Regions from separate parts of the Homo sapiens genome. Here region 1 is linked to region 2. Evidence: chromatin loops called from intact Hi-C (ENCODE). Cell type or tissue: GM12878. All regions are shown on one strand. Links, peaks and the distances in the headings refer to the core of each region. The heading gives the core; the rest is flanking DNA.

Evidence for each region. Peaks named below come from ENCODE experiments on the same cell type or tissue, not always from the same donor. Only the 100,000 strongest peaks of a DNase experiment are listed, where the experiment ranks them.
Region 1: a loop joins it to region 2, with 5 times the contacts of the local background. A loop is called at or near these places in 6 of 110 quality-filtered maps.

What each region holds. Positions count from the first base shown.
Region 1 is chr17:72,981,673-72,990,005 of GRCh38, reverse strand. The region is part of intron 4 of SLC39A11 (solute carrier family 39 member 11); the gene reads left to right. Among named protein-coding and RNA genes, the nearest start is that of SLC39A11, 110 kb to the left of the region's middle. RefSeq lists a silencer at 3,689-3,738. In GM12878, for the core only: a CTCF peak has its summit at 3,710 (motif pointing left); a DNase peak (open chromatin) is centred at 3,695.
Region 2 is chr17:73,366,808-73,375,140 of GRCh38, reverse strand. SDK2 (sidekick cell adhesion molecule 2) reads left to right here. Exons shown (of 45, transcript NM_001144952.2): 37 at 6,548-6,734. Among named protein-coding and RNA genes, the nearest start is that of CDC42EP4, 59 kb to the right of the region's middle. In GM12878, for the core only: a CTCF peak has its summit at 5,075 (motif pointing right); a DNase peak (open chromatin) is centred at 5,064.

The DNA.
Region 1 (8,333 bases), core at 121-8,120, 390 kb after region 2:
CTACGTGCAGCATTATCCATTTTTAGGCTGTGTAGTTTAGGATGACGTCTCATCGAAAGAATAAATTACTGAAATAATGAAGACAAAAGAAATTTACTGAAGAGCCTCTAACGAGAGCAGTCATTTTATCCTAGGTGACAGTTATGTCCCTAAATAAGTTTCGTAATTTCTGTATGTGAAGCCCATCACTGGAAGAGTGGTATACCAGGGCTCAAATACTGGTGGAGACTTTACGTAATGATCTGTTTCATTTTCAAGATGAGAGTTTATCACCTTCTCTTAACAAATGCAAAAATCCACATCTTGAAACAGTGGAATAAGAAAAACAGTCTTCACTCAAAGCCAGCTTGATAAACTATGGAAGGTGAGGGTGCATGACAGAATTGTCATTATAAATGAACATACTTCCCAAATACAATGATAATTTCTTGGAACGGTAGATGCCCTTTAAAAATTCTATTAGAAGGCAAAAACAGATACAAGACTAGATCATTTAAAGGTAATCTATGTCTTTAAGACATATCCTGGGATAGTATAAACAAAATGATTTGACGTAATGGAATATTTATACCCTCGCTGTTATGTTATAAGGGATGATAGTAGCTCCAAGAAATGTAAGAGAAACTTGTACTGTTATCTTGGTAAAATCATTTCATTGCAAATAAAAGGATCAAACAATTAAAGGAAGGATGATTCTAGAGTCAGGAGAACTCTGTGAAATACAGCCAAGATCTGGCTGTGCTGTGGGACTGCAGCCTCTGGCATTGAGTAAGGATGGACAATTGTTTTCTTTGTTGTTGTTGTTTTATTTTTATCTTTCTTTTTATTGTGGTGAAAGACACGTAGTAGAAAACTGACCAGCATAACCATTTTTACGTGCACAGTTCAGTAGTGTTAATAAATACGTTCACATTGTTGTGAAGCAGATTTCTAGAACTTCCTCATCTTTTTAGTAGAGATGAAGATGAGGTCTTATCGTGGTGGCCAGGCTGGTCTCGAACTCCTGACCTCAAGTGATGTGCCCTCCTCGGCTTCCCAAAGTGCTCGGATGACAGGCGTGAGCCACCATGCTCTGCCTGCATATTGTAATCTTAAAAAGAGCAAACCTGTCTCTACTAAAAATACAAAAATTAGCTGGGCGTGGTGGCTCACGCCTGTAATCCCAGCTACTCAGTAGGCTGAGGTGGGAGGATCACTTGAACCTGGGAGGCGGAGGTTGCAGTGATCCGAGATCATGCCGCTGCACTCCAGACTGGGCAACAGAGTGAGACTCCATCTCAAAAATAAAAATAAATAAATAAATAAATAAGTAAGTAACACAATTCATAGAAACAGAAAGTAGAACTGCGGTTGCCAAGGGCTAGGGGCACTGAGAAAAGGGGAGTTGTTGTTTAAAAGGTACCGAGTTTCAGATTTGCAACATGAAAAAGTAAAAAAAAAAGTGGAATAAGAATGAGTAAGACCTACTATTTGATAGCACAGTAGGGTGACTAGAGTCAGTAATAACTTAATTGTACATTTGTTTTGTTTTGTTTTGTTTTGTTTGAGACAAGTTCTCGCTCTGTCACCTAGACTGGAGTGCAGTGGTGTGATCTTGTCTGACTGCAGCCTCTGCCTCTCAGGTTCAAGCAATTCTCATGCCTCAGCCTCCAAAGTAGCTGGGATTGCAGGCATGTACCACCGCACCCGGCCAATTTGTGTGTGTGTGTGTTTTTAGCAGAGACGGGATTTCACCATGTTGGCCGGACTGGTTTTGAACTCCTGGCCTCAGGTGATCTTCCCGCCTTGGCCCCCCAAAGTGTTGGGATTACAGGCGTGAGCCACTGTGCCCAGCCTAATTGTACACTTTAAAATAAAGAGTGTAATTGGATTGTTTGTAATTCAAAGGGTAAAAGCTTGAGGGGATGGATGTCGCATTCTCCATGATGTGCTTATTTCACACTGCATGGCTGTGTCAAAACATCTCATGGACCCCATAAATATACACACCTATGTACTCACAAAAATAATAAAAAAGAGAGCTGACTTTTACGTGGCTCTCTTTTCTGGTTTATAGATGCTCTTTTTAAACCATTCATGCCAAGAGTAATAATGGAAAGTAGGCTTTGCTCTTTTACGATTCAGGACGAGAACATGGGAAGAAGTAGCCCCCACCGGCTGTTTGTTTTTTTAAGTGGTGTCATTTTTGGATGGGTGAGTGGATGAGGGAGATTGTTCCCAAAACAACCGTTGGGGCTTCACCTTTCTCTGTAAGTGTCATGAAGTTTTGGAGTGGAGAAAGACTTGGTGTGGAAGAGGAAGGGGTATTCTGATTCAGGACTTTGTCTTTAGGCAAGGAAAAAAACATTTCTTATTTTCCAGAGATTGCTAAAGAATTCTAGTGCAAGCCATCTGTTCCCCTAATAGCCCATTCAGTCCCCTTTTTGGGGAATGGGGAGCATATTTTAACATTTCTGAATTTGCCATGGGAGTGTCAGGGTACCTCTTACTGATTTCTTTAGTAGATTGTGGGATTAATTGTTCATTCCATCTTATTTCTGTCACAAATCCAGGAACTGTATGCTAAGTGCCCCATTCACTCAAACTGGATACACTTTACACAAGTACATTTGGTGATTACCTAATAAGAGACAAACTTCAGGTCCTTGTGGAGTGTCTTAGTCCATTAAGTGTTGCCATAAAGGAATACCTGAGGCTGGGTAATTTACAGACAATAGGTTTATTTGGCTCTCAGTTCTGCAGACTGTATAAGAAGCATAGTGCCAGCATCTGCTTCTGGGGAGGGCCTCAAGAAGCTTCCAATCATGGCAGATGGTGAAGGGGGAACAGATGTGTGACGTGACAAGCGAAGGAGCAAAAGAACTAGCAGGATCTTTCAAACAACCAGTGCTCTCCTGAACCAACAGAGTGAGAACTCGCACATTACTGTGGGGAGGGCAACAAACCATTCATGAGGGATCTGCTCCCGTGACCCAAACCCCTCCTACCAGGCCCTCCTCCAGCACTGGGGCTCACATTTCAACATGAGATTTGGAGGGAACACACATCCATACTATGTCAGAGCTTTGTGGTTTATTGGACAATACCCTGTGCTTTTATTCTTTCCCTTCTGGTATAAAAAACTAGTCATTGTAGTTGAAGACAGTAACCAGTTCATCCCTCATGTTGGCGAGGCTGGTCTTGAACTCCTGACCTCAAGTAATCTGCCTGCCTCAGCCTCCCAAAGTGCTTGGATTACAGGCATGAGCCACCATGCCCGGCCTGTGATTATGTCTTATATCCAATCTACAAGTGCTTCTCACACCTGAATGTGTGCACGGTTCACCCCGGGAGCCTGTTAAAATGCAGATGATGATTTGGCAGGTCTGGGTTGGGGCCCAAGACTGTATGTGTCTCCCAAGCTGTCAAGGTGGCTGATGCTCCTGATCCATGGAGCCCCCTCGGGCTAGCTGGGGGTGGAGGGTGCAGCAGTGTGGCAGTAATGGGACCTCACAGTTGGAAGGGTCCTTGGAGGGTCTGTGGGCCAGTGCCTGGCAGGTGGCGCGTCACACTCGACTTTCTGATGTTCTGATTTAGGAGGCTTTGGGTGGAGCTTAGACGTCTGTATTTCTAAAAAGCTTCACCGGGGCTTTGTCTGCATGGCCAGGCTTGGCAACCACCAGTTTGTCCAGCTCCCCAGCCGTGGTTTGCATCACCTCAACATCTCCCCCTAGTGGTTGTGTTGTGACTAGGGTGTCCTGGCTTTCAAAGCTAGCTCCACAGCCGTCAGGCTTCTGGGGGACCCTGGAGTCTTACTGGGGAGTGAACTGGTTTCCTAGGGCTGTGGGAACAATATATCACAATTTGAATAGCTTAAACAACAGACATTTATTGTCTCAGTTCTAGAGGCTAGAACTTTCTGGAAAGTAGTTCTAAGATTCTGACCTCAAGATGTCAGCAGGGCCATGTGCCTCCTCAAGGCTCCAGGGAAGGATGAGCTCCAAGCCCCTCTCCTAGCTTTTGGTGGTTCCTTGGCTTCTAGTAGCATAACTCCAGTCTTCCCGTAGTATTTTCCTTGTGTGCCTGTCTCTGTGTCCAAATTTCTCCTTTTTATAAGGAAAAAATCATATTGAATTGGGACCTGCCCTAATGACCTTATCTTACCTCGATCATTTACAAAGACCCTGTTTGCAAAAAAGGTCACATTTATAGACAACATCTTTTGCAGGAATGCAGTTCAACCCATCACAGGGAGATAGGGCATCGATTGCAGGAAGATTAATAAATAAAAGACAGTAATAAAAAGTTAGGCCTGGCCAGATGCGGTGGCTCATGCCTGTAATCCCAGCACTTTGGGAGTTTGAGGTGGGTGGATCACCTGAGGTCAGGAGTTCGAGACCAGCCTGGCCAACATGGCGAAACCCTGTCTCTCCTAAAAATACCAAAATTAGCTCGGTGTTGTGGTGCATGCCTGTAGTCCCAGCTACTCGGGAGGCTGAGGCAGGAGAATTGCTTGAACCTGGGAGGTGGAGGTTGCAGTGAGCCGAGATGGCGCCCCTGCACTCCAGCCTAGGTGAGAGAGTGAGACTCTGTCTCAAAAAAAAAAAAAAAAAAAAAAAGGCAGGCCCCATGCAAATAAAGAAGGTTTGCATGGAAATGAATGTCACAAGTGGGTAATACCTGATAGGGTCAGATATAGCTGGCTAGTCCCGTCAGCAAAGTTGTGGGCAAAAATTCAGAGAGCGACTCTGTGACATGTTCCTCCTTCTGTGGGCGCTGTCTGCGTGGCCCTCACTCAGCTAGCTCTTTCTGTCCTTTCCCCCCTGTATGTCCCTCCCAGGCCACTTAAGCATGAGCAGATCATTGCCTTGTACCTGGTGCCTTGTGGAGTGGCGTCAGCCACGTGGAGTGTGCACATTCCTAGGGAGGTGTGGCCCCAGACAACTTACTGTGTTTGCCCTGCCTCTAGCCCGGCTGGGCCTCCTAGTGTGCTCTGATGAACTAATCAATGCAGGTTGGATTTTTGGAGGGGAGAATTCTTTGTTCCTAACCAGAGAAAATTGATTCCATAAGAGGGTTATTGCTGCTGTGTGCAATTCTCTAGAGTTATTGGATTGCAGAATCATTAGCTTTAGAAGTAAATGAAATAGATTTGGGATATTGTTATGTTTCAGATAAACAAATGGCCTTCCTCCTTATTCATTTAACATTCTGCTTCCAGAAGGAAATGTCAGATGACTCAGAGCCTGATAAAATACTTTGTGGCACACAGGAATGGTAACCAGATGCGGTGAGACTTCACCTTTCTCAGCCCCTGTAAAAGGCGTTGCTTCACTGCGGTGATTCTCACATTTGAGAGTGCATGAGAATCCCCTGGAGGTCTTGCGGAAACACGGGTTGCTGGGCCCACCAGAGGCCTGGAATGGGGCCTGATAACTTGCCTTGCTAACAAGTTCCTGGGTGTTGCTGATGCTGCTGGCCTTGGGGACCCCACTTTGAGAACAGCTGCTTTGCTGAATAAAACTCGAACTCCTGGGAAGCCTGTGGATTCAGTGTGCCTGGGCTTTACATGTATCCCACAACACCCAAGGGAAAGGAATCTTATTTCTTGAATTTTCTTTTTCTTTTCTTTCTTTTTTTTTTTTTTTAAATGTCTGAGTTCCAATAAAGCTTTATTTACAAAAACAGACTGTGGGCCGGGTTTGACCAAGCCCCTTCAGGTCTCATGGCTACTTCTGTGCCCATCCTGGGGTGGCTGAGTTTGTTCTGCCCATGCTCTGTGCAATGCAATGCTACAAGCAGCTTTCAAGGCCGTTCTGCTTCATGGGGGAAGAACAGGGGCAAGAGCTGGGTTTTTTTGCTGCTGATAGTGGCAATTCGATGGGCCTGCCTCCTGTTTCTCTATTTCAATGTGGCTCTGAGGCTCCCAGAATCACTCCACGATTCCAGCCCCACTCTGAGCCATGAGAAACCTGAGGCTACCCAGGTCCTCTCTGCCTGGTTACCCCTCTGCTGGCACTTCTCTGGAGCTTGCCACCCCCCTGAACAGCACTCAGGAAAGGGGTCTAGAGGGCCCCTGCTCTTAGATTCCCAAATCCATCTGGGGATTTCACAGATCCCCACTTCCCTTGGAGCCTTGCCCAGATGGTGAGGGCAGATCCCAGGGTTCCCTTTTCCTTAGTAACTCACCAGCTCTCAGCAACCCCTCTTTTCTTCCGACTTCGTTCTCACCGTTGGGCATCTTTATGGAGTCTGGGTGAAGAGCCTGGCTCTGATTTGAAAGAGAAAATTGCCCACAGCCCATCACTCAAAAGGTACAAAGGGATCTGTGGTGAAAAGTCTTTCTCTCACCTCTGTCTTCTGGTTACTTATTTTATTTCCTCAGAGGTGACCACTTGTAACCAGGTTGTTTTCTGTATTTTTCCAGAGGTGCTTTCTGTCTCCCTAAGCATGTAAGTGTAGATATATTAGTCTGTTCCATAGCCTGATTTCACCACATCTTGGACAGAGGAGTTCCATCTTAGCACATCCATATATGTTGCTTTATTTAAAAACAAAAGCAAACAACAACAACAACAGGCTGGGCACAGTGGCTCATACCTGTAATCCCAGCACTTCGGGAGGCCGAGGCAGGTGGTTCACTTGAGGTCAGGAGCTTGAGACCAGCCTGGCCAACATGGTGAAACCTCGTCTCTACTAAAAATACAAAATTAGCTGGTTGTGGTGGCGCTTGCCTGTAATCCCAGCTCCTCAGGAGGCTGAGACAGGAGAATCGCTTGAACCTGGGAGGTGGAGGCTGCAGTGAGCTGAGATCGCGGCACTGCACCCCAGCCTGGGCTACAGAGTGAGACTTGGTCTCAAAAAAAAAAACAAAAACAAATAAACAAACAAAAAACAACAACAAAAAACACCCTGGGTACTATTCCATCAAATGAAGGTACTGTGAGTTATCTAATCAGTTCCCTGTTGAGGGGCATTTTGATTGTTTCATGTCCTTTACTCTTAGGAACAGTGATGCAGTGAATATCCTGGTGGATATTTAATAGACGTTCTCTGAGTTGACCTTGCCTGGATGGAGATGCATGGATAATAGACACTCTGTGTTTCTGCTGCCCATTATACTCCAAACACTTGCAGCCCTGTCGTCAGTGCAACCTGAGTCAGTTGTTCATTAATCCAACTATTTATTTTAGCTGCACTTGCTGCCATCATTTGATTTCATCAAATGTTATGTAATTTTAATGAAAGTTCAGATTTGAAGAGATTTGCTAACATTGAATCACCAAATTTCTGTCAAATAAGGCATAGTAGAGACAGCTGTTAAAAAAAAAAAAGACTTGGCAACGAATTAGAAAAATGGAGATTCTATTTCCAGATTTCTCCCCAGGTGTCTTTAAGTCTTTCCACCACTTTAAAGAAACAAAATCTGAAGATTGTAAATGAAGTATTACGAACAAGGTTTTTGCAAAATAGACGAAACAGAACTTTTATCAGTTGACCGATATGGACGAAAGAGGCCTCTGATTTACATCATAAGATTTGCAAGTGAATGCACATTTATTTGCTTGAAATTAAAATTACTTTTGGGGGGAGATTCTTCCCATTTTCCATGTTTAAAATTAACCTATTAATGACCAGTTTGGACCACATCAGATAGAAAGTAGCTACCGTCTGTATTTGAGTCCATGTGAACATATCTATAAAACTAAGTTTCTGAAAGTGGGATTATACAGTGGATATTTGTGAATTTTCCCTTTTACAGAAATTCTCAAGTTGCCCTTCCTTGAGCTTATACTGATTTATACTTTTACCAGCAATGTTTGAGAATGTCTTTATCCATACCCCATCCCTATAGGGTTTTAGTAAAATTTTTGATTTTTTGTTAATAGGAATAGGTAAAAAATGGTATTTCATGGAGTCTTCTTTGTTTAAAAAAAAAAAAAAATTTTAGAGATGGAGTCTCACCATGCTGCCCAGGCTGGTCTCAAACTCCTGGCCTCAAGCAATCCTCTTGCCTTGGCCTCCCAAGTGGCTGGGATTACAGATGTGTGCCACTGCTCCGGCCTACAGCTTTGTCTTATTAGTCAGCTTAGCATCTTTCCACGTGTTTCAAAGCTGTTTGTATTTCCCTTTCTGTGAAGTGTCTGTGTCTTTCTCTTACTTTTCTGTTCCATGGTTGGTCTTTCCTAACTCATTATTTTGGAGCTCCTTGTGTATTCAGAAAATTATCTGCAATATTATTATAATTCTTTTCTCAGTTGGTCACTTGTGAGTCTGTTTATGGTGCTTCCAACCATGTAGATTTTTATTTAATTTGTACCTCTTTGAACTTAGTCTTTTTTGATTCATACTTA
Region 2 (8,333 bases), core at 176-8,175:
GGAAAAAAGAGCAAAGGTCTCAGGGTAGACAGGTACTTGGGGTATACGGAGAGCCTTGTGTGTCCCCAGAGTGAGTTCCAGGGAGCGCAATGGGAGATGGGAAAGCCGGGGCTGGAGCACCTGGGGTCCTTCGGGGCTTTGGCTGTCACTCTTGAGTGAAGTCCTCTGAGTGGAGGACTGGGACCTTCAGAGGGTCCCGCTGGCTGCTGTGCTGAGCAGAGTCTGAAATGGGGAAAGCCCAGAAGCTATGGGGAGGCATCTGAACTATCCGGGTGGGCCATGAAGGGGGCTCAGATCAGGTGAGAGCAGAGTGAGAAGTGGCCACTCTCAGTTAGTCCCAACAGCAGAGCTGGTAGAATTTGCTAACAAATCAGGCTGGGCACAGTGGCTCACACCTGTAATCCCAGCACTTTGGGAGCCCAAGGCGGGCAGATCACTTGAGGTCAGGAGTTCGAGACCAGCCTGGCCAACATGACGAAACCGCATCTCTACTAAAAATACAAAAATTAGCTGGGTATGGTAGCGCATGCTTGTAATTCCAGCTACTGGGGAGGCTGAGGCAAAAGAATCCCTTGAACCCAGAAGGCAGAGGTTGCAGTGCACCAAGATCACGCCACTGTACTCCAGCCTGGGCAACAGAGCGAGACCCCATCTCAAAAAAAAAAAAAATTACCGACAAATCGAACATGGAATGGGAGAAAAGGGAGGCAACAAGGACAGCCCCAGGGTCCACAGGATGATGGAGCAGGAAAAGACAAAGCTGGTGAAGGAGGAGGCTAGGGAAATCTGGAGTCTGGTTCCAGATGTGTTTGGTTTGAGACGTCTGTTGGACATTCGAGGGGAGACAGAACAGAGTCAGAGATGCATGTCTGGAGTTCAAGAGAGAAGGATCAAACCAGAGATGTGAATTATAGAGTCCTCGGCATATAGATGGTACTGAAAGCTAGAGATTAGACAAGGAAAGATAAAGAACAAAAGAAGTCTACAAATTGAGCCCTGAAACCAAAAACTGAGTGATGTCTCAGAGCTCATGGGAAGAACATGCTTCCAGAAGGAGGGAGAACCTCTGGAATGGGAGAAATATTTGCAAACCATACATATGACCAGGGGTTAGTAGCCAAAATATGTAAGGAACTCATACAACAAAAGTGAAAGAAAATGGGGCAAAGGACCCAAATGGACATTTCTCAAAAGAAGATACATAGGCTGGGCACGGTGGCTCATGCCTGTAATCCCAGCACTTTGGGAAGCCAAGGTAGGCAGATCACCTGAGGTCAGTAGTTCGAGACCAGCCTGGCCAACATGGTGAAACCCCGTCTCTACTAAAAATACAAAAATTAGCTGGCCATGGCGGCAGGCACCTGGCTGAGGCAGGAGAATCGCTTGAACCCAGGAGGTGGAGGTTGCAGTGAACCCATATCATGCCACTGCAGTCTAGCCTGGGTGACAGAGCAAGACTCCAACTCAAAAAAAAAGAAAAAAGAAGATATATAAATGGTCAACAGGTATCTAAGAAGGTGTTCAACATCGCTCAGCATCAGGGAAATGCAAATCAAAACCACAGTGAGATATCCCATCACACCTGCAAGGATGGCTGTTATCAAAAAGTCTAGAGATAAGTGGTGGTAAGCGTATGGGGAAAAGGGAACCTTTGCACGCTGTTGGTGGGAACGTATATCAGTACAGCCATTATGGATAACGGTATGGAAGTTCCGCAGAAAATTAAAAATAGAACTCCAATGATCCAGCAATCCCACTACTGGGTATTTATCCAAAGGAATTGAAATGAGGCTCTTGAAGAGCTATCTGCAGGCCCATGTTAATTTCAGCATCATTCACAGTAGCCAAGATGTGGAAATAGCCTGAGTGTCTGTGAATGGATGAATGAATGAAGAAAATGTGGTTTATACACAGTGGAATACCATCCAGCCTTGAAGGAAATCCTGCTGTTTGCAACAACACGGATGAACCTGCAGGATATTATGCCAAATGAAATGTACCAAGCACAGAAAGACAAATACTGCATGACCTCGCGTATATGTGGAATCTAAAATAATCAAACTCATAGGAACAGAGAGTAGAACAGCGGTTGCCAGAGGCTGAGGGAGTGAGGGAAATAGGGAGAAGGTCCCAGGATACAGCGTTTCGGTGAAGCAGGCTGAATACGATCTAGATCTAATGTACAACATGGTGATGATAGTTAATGATACCGTATTGTACACTTGAAATTTGCTCAGAAGGTTCTCACCACAAAAAGATGATGAACATGTTAATTAGCTTGATTGTGGTAATCATTTCATAATGCATGTGTATATCAGAACACCATGTTGTATACCTTAAACACATACAGTTTTTTGGGGTTTTTTTGTTTTTTGATTTTTTTGTTTGTTTGTTTTTTTCGAGACAGAGTCTCACTCTGTCACCCAGGCTGGAGTGCAGTGGTGTGATCTCCACTCACTGCAACCTCTGCCTCCTAGGTTCAAGGGATTGTCCTGTCTCAGCCTCCCGAGTAGCTGGGATTACAGGCACCCACCACCATGCCCGGCTATATATAGATCTTAGATTGTCAATTATACCTCAATAAAGCTGAAAAAAGAAATGAAAGGGCAGAGAATTGGGCATAGTAAATGGCAGGTTCGTGATTATAATGGTGCACTCCCATGCTTGCCCCTGTCCACATAAGGCATTTATTCATCCAGCAGATATTGATTGAGGACCATGGATGTGCCAGCCATGATTCTAGGTGTTTGGGTCCCAAGGGGGCCACATGGACCGAGATGCCTGCCCGCTGGAGCCTGCATTCTGGCAGACTCCTGGTTACCCATCAATGTGCCCCATGCAGCTCAGCAGTGTGCCCCATGGGAACCAGGATCTGGGCTCAGTCCCTTTATGTCCTTTGCACGCGTGTCAGTCCCTCTCACTGTGAATCATCAGCTAACAAAGGTCCGCAGAATGCAGCGCTCACAAACAAGATGCACCTGCCGGAGTGCCTGGTTTGTGAAGACAGCTGTCCCTGGGTTCTAGGCCCCGACCCACTCCTCACCCAAGAGCATGACTGCAGCCATTGGCCCTTCCTCTCCTCCACCTCCCCAGTGGATAGCTCCCACGGGCAGGGCAGAAAAGCATTCTGAGATATGTTTCCTCTTTTTATGCCTTTTCCTGACCTCACTTTTTTTTTTTTTTAACGGACTCTCGCTCCGTTGCCCAGGCTGGAGTGCAGTGGTGCTATCTCAGCTCACTGCAGCCTCCACCTCTCGGGTTCAAGTGATTCTCCTGCCTCAGCCTCCTGAGTAGCTGGGATTACAGGCATCCGCCACCATGCCCGGCTAATTTTTGTATTTTTAGTAGAGATAGAGTTTCGCCATGTTGGCCAGGCTGGTCTCAAACTCCTGACCTCAGGTGATCCACCTGCCTCAGCCTTCCAAAGTGCTGGGATTACAGGTGTGAGCCACCGCACCTGGCCTGACCTCACATTTTCTTCCAGTTGTCACCCATTTCTTTGGCCCCTTTACAGCAGAATTCCTCAAAAGAATCTTCTGTACTCACTCCCTCCGATTCCTCTGCTCTCTTTCTCCCTTGAACTCGCTCCAAATAGGTTCTCATCCCCGCCACCCCACCGAAGCTCTTCCTGCCAAAGTTGTTAATAATTCCCATGTTGCTCATATCGAGTCAAACCACAGGCTTATCCTGCCTGACTCAGCAGCTGTGTTTGACACATGGATCTCTCCTTCCTCTCAAAATGCTTGCTTTCCTCAGCTTCCCTCGCTAGCTCTTCCTCCCCACCAACCACTGAATGCTGGAGGCCCCCAGGGATCAATCCACAGCCCTCTTCTCTACCTAAGAGAATCCATTCATTCTCCCAGTGTGCACTCACGGAAGACCACCTGTGTGCTAATAATGGCAAACTTTTAGCATCAGCCATGACCTTTCCAAATCCAACAGGAACTTTGTTAACTGTTGTACCCCCATTAGTATGAATGCATGAGTGAATGAATGATTTCATACATGACTGCCTCTGCTTTCATTCATCTATCCATATGAGAAGAATCTGCTTTTCGTTATTTTTATGTTATTTTAGAGATGGAGTCTTGTTCTGTTGCCCAGGCTGGAGTGCAGTGGTGTGATCTCAGCTCACTGCAACCTTCACCTCCCGGGTTCCAGCCATCCTCCTGCCTCAGCCTCCCAAGTAGCTGGAACTGCAGGTGCACACCACCACTCCTGGCTAATTTTTGTGTTTTTAGTAGAGACAGGGGTCTTGCCATGTTGCCCAGGCTGGTCTTGAACTCATGGGCACAGGCGATTCCCCTCTCTCAGCTTCCCAAGTGCTAGGATTACAGGTGTGAGCCGCTGCACCCGGCCCTCTCCCCCTTTCTAAAAAAGAAATCACTACAAAAGAAATCCCCATCTCTACGAAAGAAATAGCCAGGTGTGGTAGCACTCATGTAGTCAGAGCTACCTGGGGGGCTGAGGCGGGAGGATTGCTTGAACCTGGAGGTCAAGGTTACAGTGAGCCAAGATCATGCCACTGCACCCCAGTCTGCGTGACAAAATGAGACCCTGTCTTGAAATAAAATAAAATAAAATAAAATGGGAGAGAGGGCCGGGCACAGTGGCTCACACCTGTAATCTCAGCACTTTGGGAAGCCAAGGTGGTTGGATCGCTTGAGCCCAGGAGTTCAAGACCAGCCTGGGAAACATGGCAAGACCCCGTCTCTACAAAAAATTAAAAACTTAGCTGGGTGTGGTGGTGCACACCTGTAGTCCTGGCCACTCAGGAGGCTGAGGTGGGAGGATGGCTTGAGCCCAGGTGGTTGAGGCTGCAGTGAGCTGTGATCGTGCCACTGCACTCCAGCCTGGGCAACAGAGTGAGGCCTGTCTCAAATAAAAAAATAATAATAAAGGGGGAGAGGGATTGGAGAAAAGCAAGGATTTCATGGTAACAAGATGTCCTAACTGCCACCCATACATGCCAGTGGGGACACTTTTATTAGCTCTTTCTCACTTTATGGGCTTCCTCCAGGGAAATGAGAAATTGAAAAGCCGGTGACATGCAGAAACCTCATTGGCCAGCAGGGGGCGCCAAATGACCTCCAATTTTGCACGTGGCTGGGCCCAGCTGGCCGCTATCTGGATGGCCTCAGTCCTGGAACTAGCAGAAGTGTTAACCTGTGCTACAGAGGAAATGATTGAAAACAATGGCTGGGCTTGGTGGTTCGCGCCTGTAACCCCAGCACTTTGGGAGGCCGAGGCGGGCGGATCACAAGGTCAGGAGATCTAGACCATCCTGGCTAACACGGTGAAATCCCGTCTCTACTAAAAATCCAAAAATTAGCCGGGCGTGGTGGCGGGTGCCTGTGTCCCAGCTACTCGGGAGGCTGAGGCAGGAGAATGGCGTGAACCCGTGAGGCGGAGCAAGATCGCACCACAGCACTCCAGCCTGTGTGACAGTGCGAGACTCCATCTCAAAAAACAGAAAGGAAGAGAAAACACCAGGGAGCATCTGTTGTGTTCCTGGCCTAAAGCCTTCTGCAGCCACGGGGTTCCTTAGGAAACTGGCCAAGTACCTGGGTGAAACCCTTAGAACCTGCACCCCTCACACGGACCCCAGGAAGTACGTGTCCTTAACCTCACTGAATGTACGACAAAACTGCAGCTCTGGGAAGTCAGCTGGCCAGGTCCCGCTGCTGTATGCGGTGCAGCTGGGATTCAGCCTCCCGCTGCCCGCCGTCTTGGCCGAGGCCTTCCTCTGCAGCGGGCCTTGTTCCTGTTAACCAGCAGCTGCTGGTGCAGCGGGCCCGGGGTGGCCCTGAGACTCTGCATCCCTCACCAGCTCCCAGGTGACATGAGGCCACCAGCACTTGCACCACACTCTGTCTGGATAGACTCCACACTGCCTTATCTCCCCAGCTCAGCCTCCCGTAGGACGGATTTGCTTTATTCCTCCAGGAACTGTACTAAGTGCTGATGTGCCAGCGCTATGGTAAATCCTCCAGGCATGGCGGGAAACACAGACACTTGGGGGCCATGCCCTGGAGTTTACTGTCTGGCAGAGACCAGGGTCTTGGCTGTGAAAAGGAAGGTTCCAGAAAGGTTTCTAAAACAGTTCTTAAATTCTTTTTTTTTTTTTTTGAGATGGAGTCTTGCTCTGTCACCCAGGCTGGAGTACAGTGGCGTGATCTCAGCTCACTGCAACCTCCACCTCCCAGGTTCAAGTGATTTTCCTGCCTCAGCCTCCAGAGTAGCTGGGACTACAGGCACTTGCCACCATGCCCGGCTGATTTTTTTGTATTTCCAGTAGAAACGGGGATTCACCATGTTGGCCAGGCTAGTCTTGAACTCCTGGCCTCAAGTGATCCACCCACCTCTGCCTCCCAAAGTGCTGGGATTACAGGTGTGAGCCACCGCACCCGGCCTCTTAAAGACTTCTCCGCTGTTTCCCAGGTGACTCACAGCAATGAAGGTGTCTCTGAGACTACAGGTCAGCAGGGACAGGAGGGACTCTCATTGCCCCTGTCCCCCTCACTCCCACATCCTTCTGTTCCCACAGATTTATTTCTGGGAAGCCCAGCGGGGGAACCTCACAGAGCGAGTGAAGACGCTTTTCCTGGCTGAGAACAGCGTGAAGCTCAAGAACTTGACTGGCTACACGGCCTACATGGTCAGCGTGGCCGCCTTCAACGCCGCTGGGGATGGGCCTCGGAGCACCCCCACCCAAGGCCAGACCCAGCAAGCAGGTGGGAGAGGGGGCCCTGAGGAGGGGAGGGGTAGGTCGGCCACGGGGGGTTGCAAGAGGACCTACCTGGCATCCGGGCTCTTGGCAGGCATGGGGGCAGCTGCCTTATCCGCCTGAGGATCTGGTCGTGGTACCCAGGTCCCCAGAGACACCCTCCCAAGTGGGAGAGCCCATTCTCAGAAAAGAGAAGCTGTCCCCATAAAGCCTTGAGAAACCCCCACACCTCATCCCTGTCCTCCCCACCGTTTGCCCCGCCTTGCAGACGGACAGTCAGCACCCCCAGCCCCTCCCAGCCAGCCTACTTCTGCTCCCTGCCTTCTTCCCACCTGCCTTCCCTCTGTCTCTCTGGCTTTGTTCATTCCACAAATACTGAGTGTCTTATGAGCCCGTGCCATGCTAGATGCTAGGGACACAACAGTGAGACCAGCAAGGTCCCCACCCTAGTGCGGGGGACAGATCATAAGCAAGTTGATGAAGTAAATGCAGACGGGGGTCAGCACAGGTGACCTAAGAGTGAGGCAGGAGTGGGTGGATGGCTCTGGATAGGCTCACCCACAAAGCCCTCCCTGAGGAGGTGAGATTTGAATGAGAAGAGGCCGGCAGGGGCCAGGCATGGTGGCTCACGCCTGTAATCCCAGCACTTTGGGAAGCCAAGGCAGGTGGATCACCTGAGGTCAGGAGTTTAAGACCAGCCTGGCCAACATGGTGACACCCTGTCTCTACTAAAAATATAAAAAATTATCCAGGCATGGTGGTACGTGCCTGTAATCCCAGCTACTTGGGAGGCTGAGGCAGGAGAATCACTTGAACCCGGGAGGTGGAGGTTGCAGTGAGCCGAGATTGTGCTACTGCTGCACTCTAGCCTGGGTGACAGAGTAAGACTCTGTCCCAAAAAAAAAAAAGACAAGAGGCCAGCCATGAGATGCTCTCAGGAGGTGGCAGAGGGTGCTGGGGGCTCCAGGCAGAGGGAACCGCAGGTGCTAAGGCCTAGGGGCTGGAGAGGAACCCGGGAACGCAGAGAAAGCCAGGTGGCTTGCAGGAAAATGGGGCGAGAGCTCAGGCTGGGGGATTGGGATTGGGATTAATTATAAGTACAATGGACCACACATGGTATCTCACACCTGTAATCCCAGCACTTTGGGAGGCCGAGGTGGGTGGATCATTTGAGGTCAGGAGTTCAAGACCAGCCTGGCCAACATGATGAAACCCTATCTGTACTTAAAAAACTACAAAAATTAGCTGGGCATGGTGGTGCACCCTTCTCCAATCCCAGCTACTCAGGAGGCTGAGGCAGGAGAATCGCTTGAACCTGGGAGGTGGAGGTTGCAGTGAGCTGAGATTGTACCACTGCACTCCAGCCTGGGTGACAGAGCAATAATCTGTCTTAAAAAATAAAAAAATTTAAAAAGTATGCTGGGAAGCCATGGGAGGGCTTGAGCAGTTGAGCAACAGGGTCTGGTTTACATTTAGAGAAAAGTGCTCCGGCTGCTGTGCAGAAGATGGCCTGGTGGAGGGGAGAGAGTAGAGGCAGGGAGGGGAGATCGGGAGGCTGAAGGGTGGCGGGTGCAGAGGAGAGGGCGCTGGTGAGAATCCTGCTGCC